Regions from separate parts of the Homo sapiens genome. Here region 2 is linked to region 1. Evidence: chromatin contacts called from ENCODE Hi-C or POLR2A ChIA-PET data. All regions are on one chromosome and are shown on one strand. The core of a region is the stretch at or near the end of the contact, and the rest is flanking DNA. Distances in the headings are between cores, read along the strand shown. Region 1 holds the start of EPHA7 (EPH receptor A7). Region 2 has its middle 74 kb from the start of TSG1.

Region 1 (6,839 bases), core at 2,148-4,647:
TATAATCAATTTCTTCTGCACAGTACCTTTTCTAATTCAGTTTAAATTACCCTTTTTCTGTGATGAACTTGCATTTTCACATTTGCCAGCTGTGAATGCATTTTGATGATAAGTACAAAAGTAGTGGGTTCAGAAACAGCCCTTTGATTTCATTGTTGTTAACTATTTAGTTTGACAGTCTTGGATTTGTAACATACTGAAATCTCCAATTGTCCCTTTGCCCTCGAATGGCCTGAATACTAGACACACACAGTATAACCTTTTCTTTCATTTGAAAATTCATAGAACTTATTCCCTGAAGTCATTATAATTTACTCCTATTTCTCTCTTAAAATCAGAGAATATTTCCCAGAGTTAAACAGTGAGGTAAATATTAGTATTGTAACAAGTTAAAACAAAATAGCAGGTGTACCCTCATTTAGAATGTGTCTTGAATTTGGACATTTCCCTACATGTACAGTCATGTGATTATTGGTAATTATACAAATAAATAATACAAAATGCATTAAAATTGGGTATATCTCCTTAGTATCTGAAGAGAGGCGTTTTTCATCTTTCCACTATACATTTATTATAGATGTTGCAACAGAGGGGATATAAAATTGAAATATTAAGGTCTTAGTCTCTGTTTCCATTTACTTAAAATTCACTAAATATATGTGGACGACGCTATCAACTTAGTTGTACAATGAATGCATAAAAATGTAAAACTAGTTTTCAGAATTATTGCTTTGGCGCACAGGTGTTGGTCTCATACACTATTTGGTATTGCTCAGGAAGACAAGTTCCTTTTGAATTCACTTTATATACAAACACATCGCATTATTAAAAATAATTGATTAGAAATAATATGCTTAAATCATAAAATGAAGCTAAAATAAATTGTAATGGTGTGAGGAAGTTCACCATTATGTTATTTTAAAATGAGAAAGTTTTGTATACTGATAATTTTTATGTCAGTGGCTTCATGTACAAATAGGTCTATATGCTTTATCATTAGTCAAATACAGTCGAGTGTAAATTTATATATTAATCATATACTGTATGCTGAACACTGTCTTCTTGACTGTCATTTATTTTTATTTAAATGCTCCGAATTCTTTGTCAATATATCTAGATACTACAAAAGAAAGAAGAGAAGTTTGAAAAACCTAAAAATCAGTATCACTGTGCAGCTATGCAGGGAGAACTGTCAGCAGCCTGGCACATGTGCATTTAATGTGAAGCTTCTTGTCTCTAAAAATAAGAGTAAAGTTACACATGCCCCTGTGTCTGACAGAGAGAAGGGACACAAAAAGAGGACTCACTATACCACCTACACTCATCAGAGGAGTGAAGGATGTTACTTCTTTGGTTTCCTGGTTTTAATGGAAAAGTATTTGTATTCACATCATTGAGTATTAGTCATTCAATAGATGAAAGGAATATTTTAAACTTTAAAGGCCACCTTGGTGTCATTTTAAGAAGTGGGGATGAGACCCTGGGGAAAGTGTTGAAATCCTGGAGAATTCGTTTTAACTATTAGAAGTGGTTTAATATTTGTAAGTTTGTAGTTCTGTGAGTTCTAAAGACTAAGTGCAGGGATTTATGTTTTTAACTCTTATGTTTTAGTTTACAAGTTTCATCCTTAAATCATCTATTTGTGTAAATAAAGCTTCATCTCCTCTATAACAAGTGTGTTCTCCCCATATTTTTTTTTGTCTCTTTCTAAGGTTAATCTATTACGCATTTACATTTTCTATGCATCCTTTAAGGGACACTGAAGATGCTTTTTGATACACTTTCTAAAATATTAAATAGGCATAATGGCTAGGAATATGTAACATTGAAGAAATGTTTCAGAAACTACAGAATCAAAGAGGTTTAAAGAATAAATTTCATATCTCTCTTCCATGTTATTTTATTAGGCAAATAAAAACTACAGGAGACAATTTAACATAAAATACAAATAAATATCTGGGGGTTGTCATCTTAGAGAACTCCCTACTATAAAAAGCAGAAACAACTCAATTTACTTTATATTTCCAGATAGAAAGGTTGGAAAAAGTTTGGAGCCTTATGTGAGATCAAACTTTGGATCTATCGGAAATAAAAGGAAATCATAAATGACTGAGAAATATTTTTAAAGGAAGAAATTATAGGACAAAAAAAGAAATTCATCTTAAACATGTGATCAAGTTACTCTGTGTGACCTTTGAAATTGAAGATTTGGCAATTAAAATTTTAAAGTTCTTCCTCTTATTACCTACCTCTTGAATACAAAGTGTCCGAAACTGCCTAATGGAAAACAGATTTCTCTACGCAGCCTTCCTTGCCGTTCGGGTTGAATGAATTCAACTGGAGATATTGGTTATGACTTTTTTTATTCTTAGTTTCTCTTTGAAAGATAAGCATTGAATAATTCCTGAAAATGGTAAATACTTGCGAAGAGAAAGGTCTTGCTTTATGAATTTAATACGTAGTGGCATTCTTTAAAATTCAGTGTAATTTATGCAGCGAAATGGAAAACTATCAAAGTGGAGGCAATCCAAGGAAAACCTTAGAAAATGATAAACGCGTAAAAAAACGATACGCAACCATCAGAAGGTTCTCTCCTAATGTCTCACTTCGCTCAACAAACTATGGTGAAAAGACAGGGCGGAGGAGAAGGGGCGCTTAAAACAAAAGACTTCCTTTCCCACTCCCTTTTCCTCTGTTTCTTTTGCCAGAGCTTGTTGCAAACTCTTGGAAACATTGTTTAAACATAATACACTTGGTTACTTTATTCTTTCAGGGATTGTGGTGGGTGGTACCTAAAACTGACGGCTCTTGGAGTAACAGAAAAAGAGAAGTAGAAACTTTTCAAAAAGGCAAAAAACAAAGTTACCCAGCCCGCGGAGGTTCTAACAACAAAAAAGTAAAACACACTTTACTTAAAGGCACAGCTCATTTCACTGTCCGGGCTCCGTGCTTGGTAGCTGAGAGAAGGCTTGCTTCGCCTCTGGTTTCTAAAAGATCGCGCGGAGTACAGCTATAGAAAAGAGTGTAAGTTGGGAGCGTTATTCTCGGATTTATTCTGCTACGCGAAAGCTGCGGTTGCTAAAAGCAGAGCGTCCAAAGCAGCACACACCTCGGCTACCATCCTCGTTCTCCTCTGAACATCCAGCGCGAGCTCAGAACCTGGAGGGAATCCTGGACCAGCAACCTGACTCCGCTCGGCACCGATTGGCTCCTGCCTCGGACCCCGCCCCCGTGGCCGGGGCGGCCATTTCGCCGGGACCCGCCCCTTGGCCCTGGGAATCGCCTCCTGGCAGGCCGGCTGTGCCTGCCACTCAGCCCGAGTGGCGGAGGCTCTCAGCTCGGAGCCCCGCCCCCTCCCCCCCTAATTGATATTATTGGAGTGTGGAGCAAGCGGCCGGTCTGCAGTCGGAGACTTGCAGGCAGCAAACACGGTGCGAGCGAACAGGAGTGGGGGGGAAATTAAAAAAAGCTAAACGTGGAGCAGCCGATCGGGGACCGAGAAGGGGAATCGATGCAAGGAGCACAATAAAACAAAAGCTACTTCGGAACAAACAGCATTTAAAAATCCACGACTCAAGATAACTGAAACCTAAAATAAAACCTGCTCATGCACCATGGTTTTTCAAACTCGGTACCCTTCATGGATTATTTTATGCTACATCTGGCTGCTCCGCTTTGCACACACAGGGGAGGCGCAGGCTGCGAAGGAAGGTAAGGTGATGGGAAAGCAAAGTTTGTTCTGACTTATTTATTTAGATGTCTACCTGCACAAGCCAGCTCGTCCGCGGCGCTGCCGGCCGCGCCTCCGGCGCCGGGCGACCCTCCCCCGCCGGCTCCCCGCCCCCTCACCGCTGAGGCCGCTCCTGGCGGACCAGCGAGCGCGAACCAGGGCTGTTCCGAGCCGCCTACAGCCCTGTGCCCGGAGCCGTCCATCCGACGGGTGCGGGATTTCTGGCGCGGGCAGTCTGGAGGGCGTGAGCAGCAACGGGGGTGGGGTGGGGTTGGAGGAACTGCCGGCGAGCTTATTTCTTAGTACCTCAGGCGGGTCACATCTCTCTCTAGCTCGGTCTTCCTTGTCTCCTTATTCGCCTTCTGTGGGAGCTGCGGCCAGAGTTGGGTTGGAGACTGGGAAATGCAGCCCCTACCGTCTCCGCCAGCCCGCCGGCGAGTGGCGGGAGCCCGGAGCCTTCCCAGAGGGACCGAGACTTCGATGAGCTCGGAAAGCTCGGGTTACTAATGAAGTGCTCACTGCGTCGGAGGCGGCGGCGCGGTCCTGCGGTTGGCGCTCGGCCGCCAGCACGGAACAATAACGCCGCGGAGGTGAAGCGCGGCGTGCGGCGCGCGACCCGAGGGCCGGGGATGTCTCCATTCAGCGCGCGCTGCGCGTCGGGCCCAGCGGTCATGGGGGCAGCGGCAGCCCAGCGGGCTTGGTCGGGCCGTGGAGGCAGGGGGCGGGCTGGAGCTGTGCAATTTGTAAGGATGCCGCCTGGGCGACTCAAAGTCCCCAATTATTTGCCCCATAGTGCAGCAATTGAGGAATCCGAGTGCCCAATCCTTGCCAAAGACCTGAACCCTGAGGGTTGGTTCTGGTAGGAGAAGGCAGGTTTTATTTGGCAAGCTGTTACAGATACGCCTGTATATGGTTATGTTTTCCTTCTTTGAACCTTTGACAGAAGGTAAAATACCTTTCGGTGCCTGTAGTTGGAGCTGGGGAAAAATAAACCCTGTCAATGGAAGTCTCTTGCTTTTGAGCAGTGTCACAATCCCATCCCCAACCCCCCTCATCCCGTCGCCCCCCTGGTCTTTCAGGCTGTGTATCTAAGTTTCATTTTTCGATCTGTTAAAAGCAGAAGAGAAATAATTACTTATTCCTGATGTGTAGAGGGAGAGGAATCTGTTATGAAATTTAGGTCATGGTGGTTATCGGGCGGGGTGTTGAGGGGACTTACATATAGGTCCTTGATTCATCTATTTCTGAAAACTTAGTGCACCTTTTCTTTATTCTCATCGTGCACTCCTCTTAGTTCGCTCAAGCCCCCCTCAAACCCGGCGCCAAATTCTAGTCCTTCTTTCAGCCTGACCTTCTGACCCCACTTTCCACATCTGCAACCTGTATAGATGCTGAACCCATTCAGAGAACCCCGTGCCTCCAAGCTGGCGGTTACGCGTTTGCAGAAGGACGGACATCTGCTAGAAACGCACGCTCATCCCCTCCAAAACCACATTTCTACTCCCCTGACGTTAGCGATCAGAAACCTTCAGCCCTGGCATACTGTGATTCCTCTGGAATAGCGGACCAGAGGAAAAGTTTGCACCGCCGCGGCGAAACCCCGCGCGCGAACACACGCAGACTCGGGCTGGAGTTTGGGCTATAAATAACTGCATCACTAGGGGGAGAGGTTCCTGCAGCCAGAATGTCTAGTTCTCTTTGCTCTTCTGGGTGCAAGCTACGTGAAGAGGATTCTGATTCTAAGAGCCTGAATTCTTTAGATGCAGAAGTGTGATGTATAAAAGGCGCGGGGGTGATGGGAGGGAGGGTGGTGATCTGTGGCTGGCGGGCGGCGAGTGCGCCCGGCTTCTAGGCGGCGACGCCTCTAGGGCGCAGCGGCGACCAAGAGCTGGCGTTCTAGGAGTTCACAAGCCCCGAGGCGGCCCGCAGTACCCAAGGGCTAGCGCTGGGAACCGCTTGAAGCAGGTGCCGGGCCTCCTGGGGCATTTGGGGGTGGCTAGAGGAAGATAAGAAACCCCCTTCCCTCACTTTCCTTGTGCACGTTCTCTCGGGTTGGTCAGTTATCATCGCTACAGGGAGCGCGTGTCAGAGTCTGACGCTTGAAGGCAAAGTGCAGCTGCTTACTTTTTCTCTCCGTAAATGCCGCCGCCGCCGCCGCCTCTTCCTCAGAGGAGATGCTTCCCGAAAGCCACTCTCCTCTTCCCGAAAGCCACTCTCCTCTTCCCGACTCCTTCTCGAGCGAGGGCGCCACCGGCTCCCTGGAGTGCCCAGGTCTGGCAGAGGCGTAATGGATGCTTGGCGCGGCTGGCGCGCCCGTCTGGCAGCCCCCGCCCCGCCCCTCCGACGGCCCCGCCCCAGCCCCGGGACGCCAGCCTTTGCCCGCGCGGTCGTTGCCTGGGTCTGTCAGGGCGCGCCCCCAGTCTAGCCCCTCTCCCATCACCTGTTGGCCCACAGGACTCCGGGGCGCGGAGCCCTGGAGTCCTAGGCCTGGCCCCCAGCGTCCGGGTGAGCCGAGGGACTGCGCCTCCGCGGGCGCAAAGGGAGGTCGGCACTCTGCTCCGAGCGGGAAGGGATACGCGCTCTTTTGAGGGTTTAACCAGAGAGCGGACCGAGCAGAAGAGAGACGCACGGATCACTTGAGAGCGGCTTCCGATTAAACGTTCTCGGGCCGGGTTCTGTTTTGTTTTAATTTGTTAGTTTGTTTCTCTCTTAACTTGGCCATCACTGCTGTCTGCTTAGGTCCCTTGCTTCCACCCCCAGGCTGAGCTGAGGGGTAGCAGAATGGCAATAAACAGTAATCTCGCAATGTTTATTTCACTCTCAGAAATGACCCAAGAAGGTCACCTGCATTTAAAATCCTGTTGTCTATATTCAGCACACAAGAAAAATAAAATAAAAATTAAGAAAGCATCTCAAAAAGAGTAGAGTACCTGACCACCCACCTTGTTTCCCTGTGCTTCATGTCTGTTGTTGAGGATAAAAATAAACTTTAAAAATTACTTTTTATATAAATTCGCTAGTCCAACGATTTATCGATGTTACAAGTTGAAATTCAAATTGGCATTTTGAAAGTGTTGTGGGTGTGTTTCTCATTTGAAAGGGAGTCAAA
Region 2 (6,718 bases), core at 2,938-5,437, 360 kb before region 1:
ATGTAGGTACTACTCTGAGTGCTCTACACACATTATCTATACAACTCTGTGAAGTAGTATCTAATAGTCCCATTTTAAAGATGACGGGCTTAAGATTCAGAAAGTATAATTCAGTTATGGGATTGAGATTCAAATTCATGTCTTACTGATGATCAGGATTCTCTTATGGTCAAATGCCTTAGAAGTTTGAGAAGAAATATATGTCTGGCCTAAAAGGTCAAGGATGCCTTCAACAGAACCTTTTCAAATAAATACAGGGTGAATACTTAAGATAGCTAATCATACTGGAGGAAACTGAGCAGCACTGCTGGAATAATAAAGAGAAATTTGTATTTAGGGAGAAATGGATGCTTCCTAACTGGAGCCTGTAGATAGGCAGATGATAGATAGATAGATAGATAGATAGATAGATAGATAGATAGATAGATAGACTAATGATAGATAGGTGCTTAGAAATGTAGTTTCACATCAAAGTAAGGAAATCATTGAATGCCATAAAAATGTCATATTGCACTATTGTGAAAAAAGGTGAAAAAACAGAAATCTATATATTTTAATATAAATAATTTAATAAATCCTCCCTATAAGTAGTTCTTTCTCCACCAACTATATGAAAAACTATGAGCACTATTTCCACCTCAATAAATTAATCACACATTTTATGGATGAATCATATTTTATTCAACCTTTAGTTTCTTTATATCTATTTGGTTTCTTCCATTTTCTTTTTTTTTCCTTAAAAATATTCAATTGAATATCTTTAATCATATACTTGTATATATGTTCAATTACCTCCTTAGGAAACATTTCTAAATTTGGATTGCCAGGTAAAGAGGTTTTAATATGTTTTATCAAATTATTTTATAGAAAGTTTCTACCAGTTTAGATTCTTACTATGCCAAGTTAATTTTCCCTGAATATCACTTTCAGAACATCATTTACATACTTAACAAACGCTTTCCTATTTTCCTAACCTAAGTTGCTGAAGATGTCATCTTTATCCTTATCTCCACGTGCTAAATATTCATATAACACCCTCCCTTTTGTATCTTTTCTTCAGGTTTATTGCATTCAAGTTCTAGATTTGTTTCTGCATGCAATCCAGCCGACAGCAACTTTTCCTGAGCTATCTCCATTTCCTCCATTTATCTATTTATTTATTCAGCCATTCACATATTCACTTATTCAACAAAATTTATGAGCACCTGCTGTATGTTGGCATTGCACATACACATTGGATATAACATTTAAACTACTCTTTTGATCCTTTTAATTGAAAATGTGATGAAATAATTATTTAAAAGAATTTTTAAAGACTCCACTTTCCACTATTTTTAATGACTATTTTTTATCTTACCTTTCAGATTTTACCCATGTGCATATTTTAAAATACTGAATTCAAATGACAAAACCCTTCATGATTTTATTTAATATTTTAATTTGATACTTATTACTACCTCATATTGTAATTTATCTTTTACTACATATTAAGCCTTTACATTCCAGTTTTAAACTCTTGCTGCTGAAGAGAATGAAATTGATATGGATGAAATGTGACTAGATAGAATGAAATAAATAGATGTGTTAAGTCTCTTTTTTCTCTCTCCTTCAATCTGAAGCATATCTAGATGTGTGGATAGCAGTTACGCTATAAATAACCTAGTCATCTAAGGGATAACAGGGGTCAAAACTTAAAGAATAAAAAATCATATATTTTCAGCAACAAAATGATCTAGGATTAAGTCAGAAACATCATGCATATTTTTCCTGGGTAGTTTGGCTGTCTTGTTTGCTAAGAAAGAATGAGTCAGTTTTCATATATTACAGGAAAATAATATTTGCCTTCTAAATAGCTGACACTGGGTTTTGCATTTCCTAGAGCAACGAGGAAGAGTTGCCTGCAAAAGAAGGGAGATGAATTAAATGGTTCTGAATGTAGGCCAGAATCTTAGAGAAGATATTGCAGCCTGTAAGGTAATAGCAATGTAAAGATACTCAGTTAGTAAAAATTATTCCAGAAGGCTTCTGTTTAATGACTTCCTGGGACCACATATCTTCACATAATGTCAAACAGTCAAAAAGGTGTTTTTACATCTTTGAGGGAGAAACCAACTAAATGTCTCCCCAAATTCCCACACCACCACTTGTCTAGTTTGGAATCATAATCTTCCTGGATTTCTCAACTACTAGACCTAACTCTAATCTGAAAAAGTCTTTTAGAGATGGTGTTGCTCCCACCCCCAAAGACTCTTTGAAAGCTATATTGCTCCTTTGGAGCTGTCCCATGGCTGAAACTCAATCTGAAAGTTAAACAGTCCCTATAGTATGTCAATGGCAAAGAACATTTATATGGCAGCCCTGTATTCCTATGACAACTTATGGAGGTCCATCCTTAGGTCTCTAAGAACATTATCTACAGGAGAAGGTGCTGTCCACGGTTAACACTACACAGCCAATTCCCCACTTGTGTGGCTGTGGGTAATTCCTGACAAGTGCCCAATTGCCATCTTGAAATGGGGGACATTTGGAGCAGTACATGCTCCTATAGTAAATGATTAATGTGCATTTTTCTGATCCTGACAGATTCCAAAAGAAGAGTAGATTGCTAGCCATAAAACTAAGCAGCATCAATGTGACATTACTGGAAGAATCCGAAAGTCTTTGCAGAAATGCTGTGCTTACTCCAATGTTTCTCAAAAACCAGCAATTTTAAAGAGACTAGGGTCAATATAAATGAAATAAATGGAGGCTAAGATAAAATATGTCAGAAAATTTGCTGAAAGGTTATTTTAAGGTGGCCTGTTAAAAACAATAATGGGCCATTAGGCTGTCTTGTTAAAGGCATTAAAGTCACAGGCACGATGTATGAGTCACATGGGCAAGATTTTCCATTTTATATATAAAAAATTCAATATTAAATTTCTGGTAAAAGTACAATATTAGTGTTTCTGTGTATATTATTACAAATCTTATTTAAATTGTAGGCAGAAAAATAAGCAAAGTAATTAATGCCTGTAGAGATGTCCTATCTAAATGTTATATAATTAATGTCCCAATATAGATTTTAATGTATTTTATTTATAATTAAGTATGCATTTAAAAATATTTTTGGCTGATCACTTTACACTCAGGTATACTGACTCTCTTTGTCAAAGACATCAGTAATTAATTCATTTTTAAAGCAAAATTTTGAGCACCTTCAATGAATAGGATAACTTACTAGCTAATTGAGGATATAAATGATGTATACAAAACGGTCATCTCATCATCTAATCTGGAATTAGAGACAGGTGTTTTATGTGTGGGGTGTGTCCCCATGAGCAAAGCTTCATTTATTTTGTTCACTGCTGAAACTCCAAGAAACCTCAACAAAATCTAGCACAAAGAAGACATTTGTTAGTAAAAAGAATCCTTGCTTAAATCTTGCTATTTTGAAAATTAATTCTCGTAGGTTCTTTCTGATTGTTATCCATTATTTTGGAGCCTAGATCTTAAATCATTAATTTAGTTGTTTTATTTAATTTTGCAGTAACAACACTGAGGAAATCTTGTTTCTGTTAATTTTTATGGGCTACTGATTATAAAGAAAAAATAATTTTAAGAAACATGAATCTGTCTGTGGTGAATTCCCTTGGCTAAGAAAACTGGCCTTTGCTTTTTGAATTTATTTATTTATGTATTTATTTGTAGTCTTAGACTATTGGTGTCATAGCATCAACGGTTAAAAATAAACAAAACATAGATATAGATAACTATCATTTAGATACAATCATTTATGACCCTCAGCTCAAACTCCCTCTTCTTTGTTATGAAAACTCAGGATCTGTAAACGGCCTTAGCTATTTTAATTAAATATCTTCTATCAAAGGTACCATATGGGAATTGTTGGGTTTGTCTGTTTGTTTGTTTGTTTGTTTTGCTTACAATATTTATAATGCCACAAACTGCCCGTTTAAATACTTTCTAAATGTCTGCATTGTCATATTTTTAATCATTAAAATTAATTGAATAAAAAAATCTTTATTTTCTATCCAGCAGTGCTCAGGAGTTTTGAAAGGAGCTGACTCATGAGCCATGTTCTGGGACACTGCTGATTCTCAGTGGGCAAGCTGTACTGTGTGTATTTTGGAGCTCCATAACACAGACTCATGCCTTGAATGGGGGGATGCCGGGAGGGCTGGGATGCTTGGAGAGAAAAAGAAAAGAAACAGAATATGGCAAGACACTCTACATGCTAAAGCTTACAGATGCTTTGATTACAGGAAACTTACGTAAATGATAACAGTGCGCAGAACTAGACGTGGAAGAAGGGAAAAAATATGGGATCCCGACATAGGCCTTTGTACTCATAAAATCACGGGTGAGACTGCTGAAAACAACTGTTGGGAGTTTTATGATTTAATCCCATTGACTGGATCACTGAACAGGGCATTTTTCACTTCCAGTTTTCGTGCTTTAGCTGACCTACGAAATCTCATGGTTTTGTTTGGTGACACGTGCTTTTAGGAAAACTTGTTATTTCTGCTGTTCTGCACTGCCCTGTCTCCACTGAACTGCCTGATCTCCTGTGGAATTTACAGTTTCAGCGCAGCCAGCAAATGCAGGGAAAGAATGTGTGCTTCATAGCTGGAGTGCTCCTGATAACAGTCCATTCTGGTATCGGTGGCTGGAAGAGAGAGGGACTGCCACCCAGTGTTTTTACAGTGCCTGTTTCAGGCAGCTTCTAAATTGACAGCGAAGGGTGGAGTGGGTAGGGGGAGAAACAAGAAAAAAAAATTCCCTGTCTTTGGGGTGGGGGAGATAATTCTAAAATCTCTGAGAAACTTAAATATGGTAATTCCCTATTCCAAACATACACAAGTCACAAGCAACCTTATTCTTTGGTTTCTAGGCACATTTTTGAGTTTAGCACAATAGGGAGAAGAAAATTGGAGGTTAGCGAATCCAGTAGGGCAAGAGGTGAAGAGGACTAAATTTCAGTCAAGACAACAAGGAAAGTACAAAGAATACAGTTTCTCTTTCATGTGCTTTGATCGTCTTTCCTGTTTTACCCTTAATGAATACTTTCTCAAAACTAAAAATAAAACACTGCATTCTATTAAATTGTGCTCTTCCTCTAAGGGAATTCTAAATGTGTAAGTGTATGTTTCTCTTCCATGAATATGACTATATATTTTCACATTTTATATATATATATATATAATTTCATACATATATACTTGCATATGTATATTTTTCTTCTTCTGGGAGCCAGAGAGTGGTCAAGAGAAAAAGGGAAAAAGAGTCCATGCTAGAAACTCAACAAGTAAATGTTAGTTTCTTTAAACTGCTAATGACCGCTGGGCGAGGTGGCTCACACCTGTAATCCCAACACTCTTGGAGTCCGAGGCAGGTGGATCACCTGAGGTCGGGAGTTAGAGACCAGCCTGATCAACATGGAGAAACCCCGTCTCTACTAAAAATACAAAAACTTGGCCAGGCTTGGTGGCACATGCCTGTAATCCCAGCTACTTGGGAGGCTGAGGTAGAATTGCTGGAACTCGGGAGGCGGAGGTTGTGGTGAGCCGAGATCGTACCACTGCACTCCAGCACGGGCAATAGGGCGAAATTCCATCTCCAAAAAAATATTCGAATGACCAAACATAGTGAGGAGTATCAGAAGATTTACAGTGGTGGCATAAAATTGTACACATACCACGAGAAGCAGAGGAAGGTAAGGCAGATCGATATTTGTATCTTCACTTTGTGCTATAGAGTATGCTTTCTCCCTAGCCCCACATGGTAGCCCTTGGAAAGTAGTAGATTGAAGAGGAGACAAACATTTCATGTGAACAGTTAAGGTGTGCCACGTGTGTATGCTCAGGGTGAAACTTCATATTTCATTCTAGGTAATGTGCCCACAAAGTCTCATATTATTCTAATTGGAGAATAGCCAAAGAAGAAATATAATCCCAAATATTTTGATTTGACTTTACTACCCTGCTTTTCCTTACACAGAGGACACACATGTGTGTCCTCATACTGCATGAATACAGAGCTGTTTTAACATTTCTTGATGCTAGCTATAGCTTTCTTACTCGTAGACAGGACCTTCACCATAGTGGAAGTATGCTAATATAAACATGGTCAGTGACTGTAGTCATTACAAATAAGTTCTTTTCAACTAATTGACTAAAATAATCATATTAATAAATACATGATACTCGTACGCACAAGTCACCTTTTCTCCCACACTGATGGCTTTGATTACTTTGACAGACTAAGATGCACTAATGATACAAATTAGAAGCAAAAAGAATTAAAAAGGTGTTTAACTCTGATGCCAGGCTGTCAATTTCCTATAGTGCTACCAACTTACAGATAGATGATTAAAATTGTTTCATTTAGGAATTTTGAATATTTTAAAAATTGAATGGGTTTCTGGGGGAGGAAAAAAGAAAGAAAAATCCTTGCTTAGCTAATTAGACATCCTATTTGATTTAACAATAGAGCAGGATTATTCTTTGAGTGTTGAGATCTTCCTTCATTACTACAAGAGCCTACATTTTGCTATCTTTGCTCATTGTGCTTGTCTCATTCCTTATGTTTAATATTATTGCTACTTTTTATTTAGTTACGAGTTTATAAAGAACAATGATTTTAATTTGTTTGTAAAGCAACTATTTCCAAAACATGATGCTAGATACCATGGGTAAGGCCCAAATACATGAAATATGAT

The links. A loop is a pair of places that touch in the nucleus more often than their neighbours do. ChIA-PET counts read pairs that join two places held with the same protein, here RNA polymerase II (POLR2A). Pooled maps may share reads with other maps.
Region 2: a loop to region 1 is called in a map of sigmoid colon, with 6 times the contacts of the local background. The contact joins the enhancer-like site here to the promoter of EPHA7 in region 1. A Hi-C loop is called at or near these places in 5 of 168 maps with a recorded cell type or tissue (Panc1, chondrocyte, esophagus muscularis mucosa and 2 more) and 6 of 50 pooled maps. POLR2A ChIA-PET finds 5 or more read pairs at or near these places in 1 of 52 experiments (activated T-cell).

Annotation. Positions count from the first base shown.
Region 1 is chr6:93,416,117-93,422,955 of GRCh38, reverse strand. EPHA7 (EPH receptor A7) reads left to right here and starts at 3,397. Exons shown (of 17, transcript NM_004440.4): 1 at 3,397-3,711. The coding sequence starts at 3,615. RefSeq lists a silencer at 3,150-3,349.
Region 2 is chr6:93,777,165-93,783,882 of GRCh38, reverse strand. No RefSeq gene overlaps it. Among named protein-coding and RNA genes, the nearest start is that of TSG1, 74 kb to the right of the region's middle. Within about 2 kb of position 4,187, at least 3 of the 41 ENCODE cell types and tissues checked have a DNase peak (open chromatin) inside an H3K27ac peak, as active enhancers do.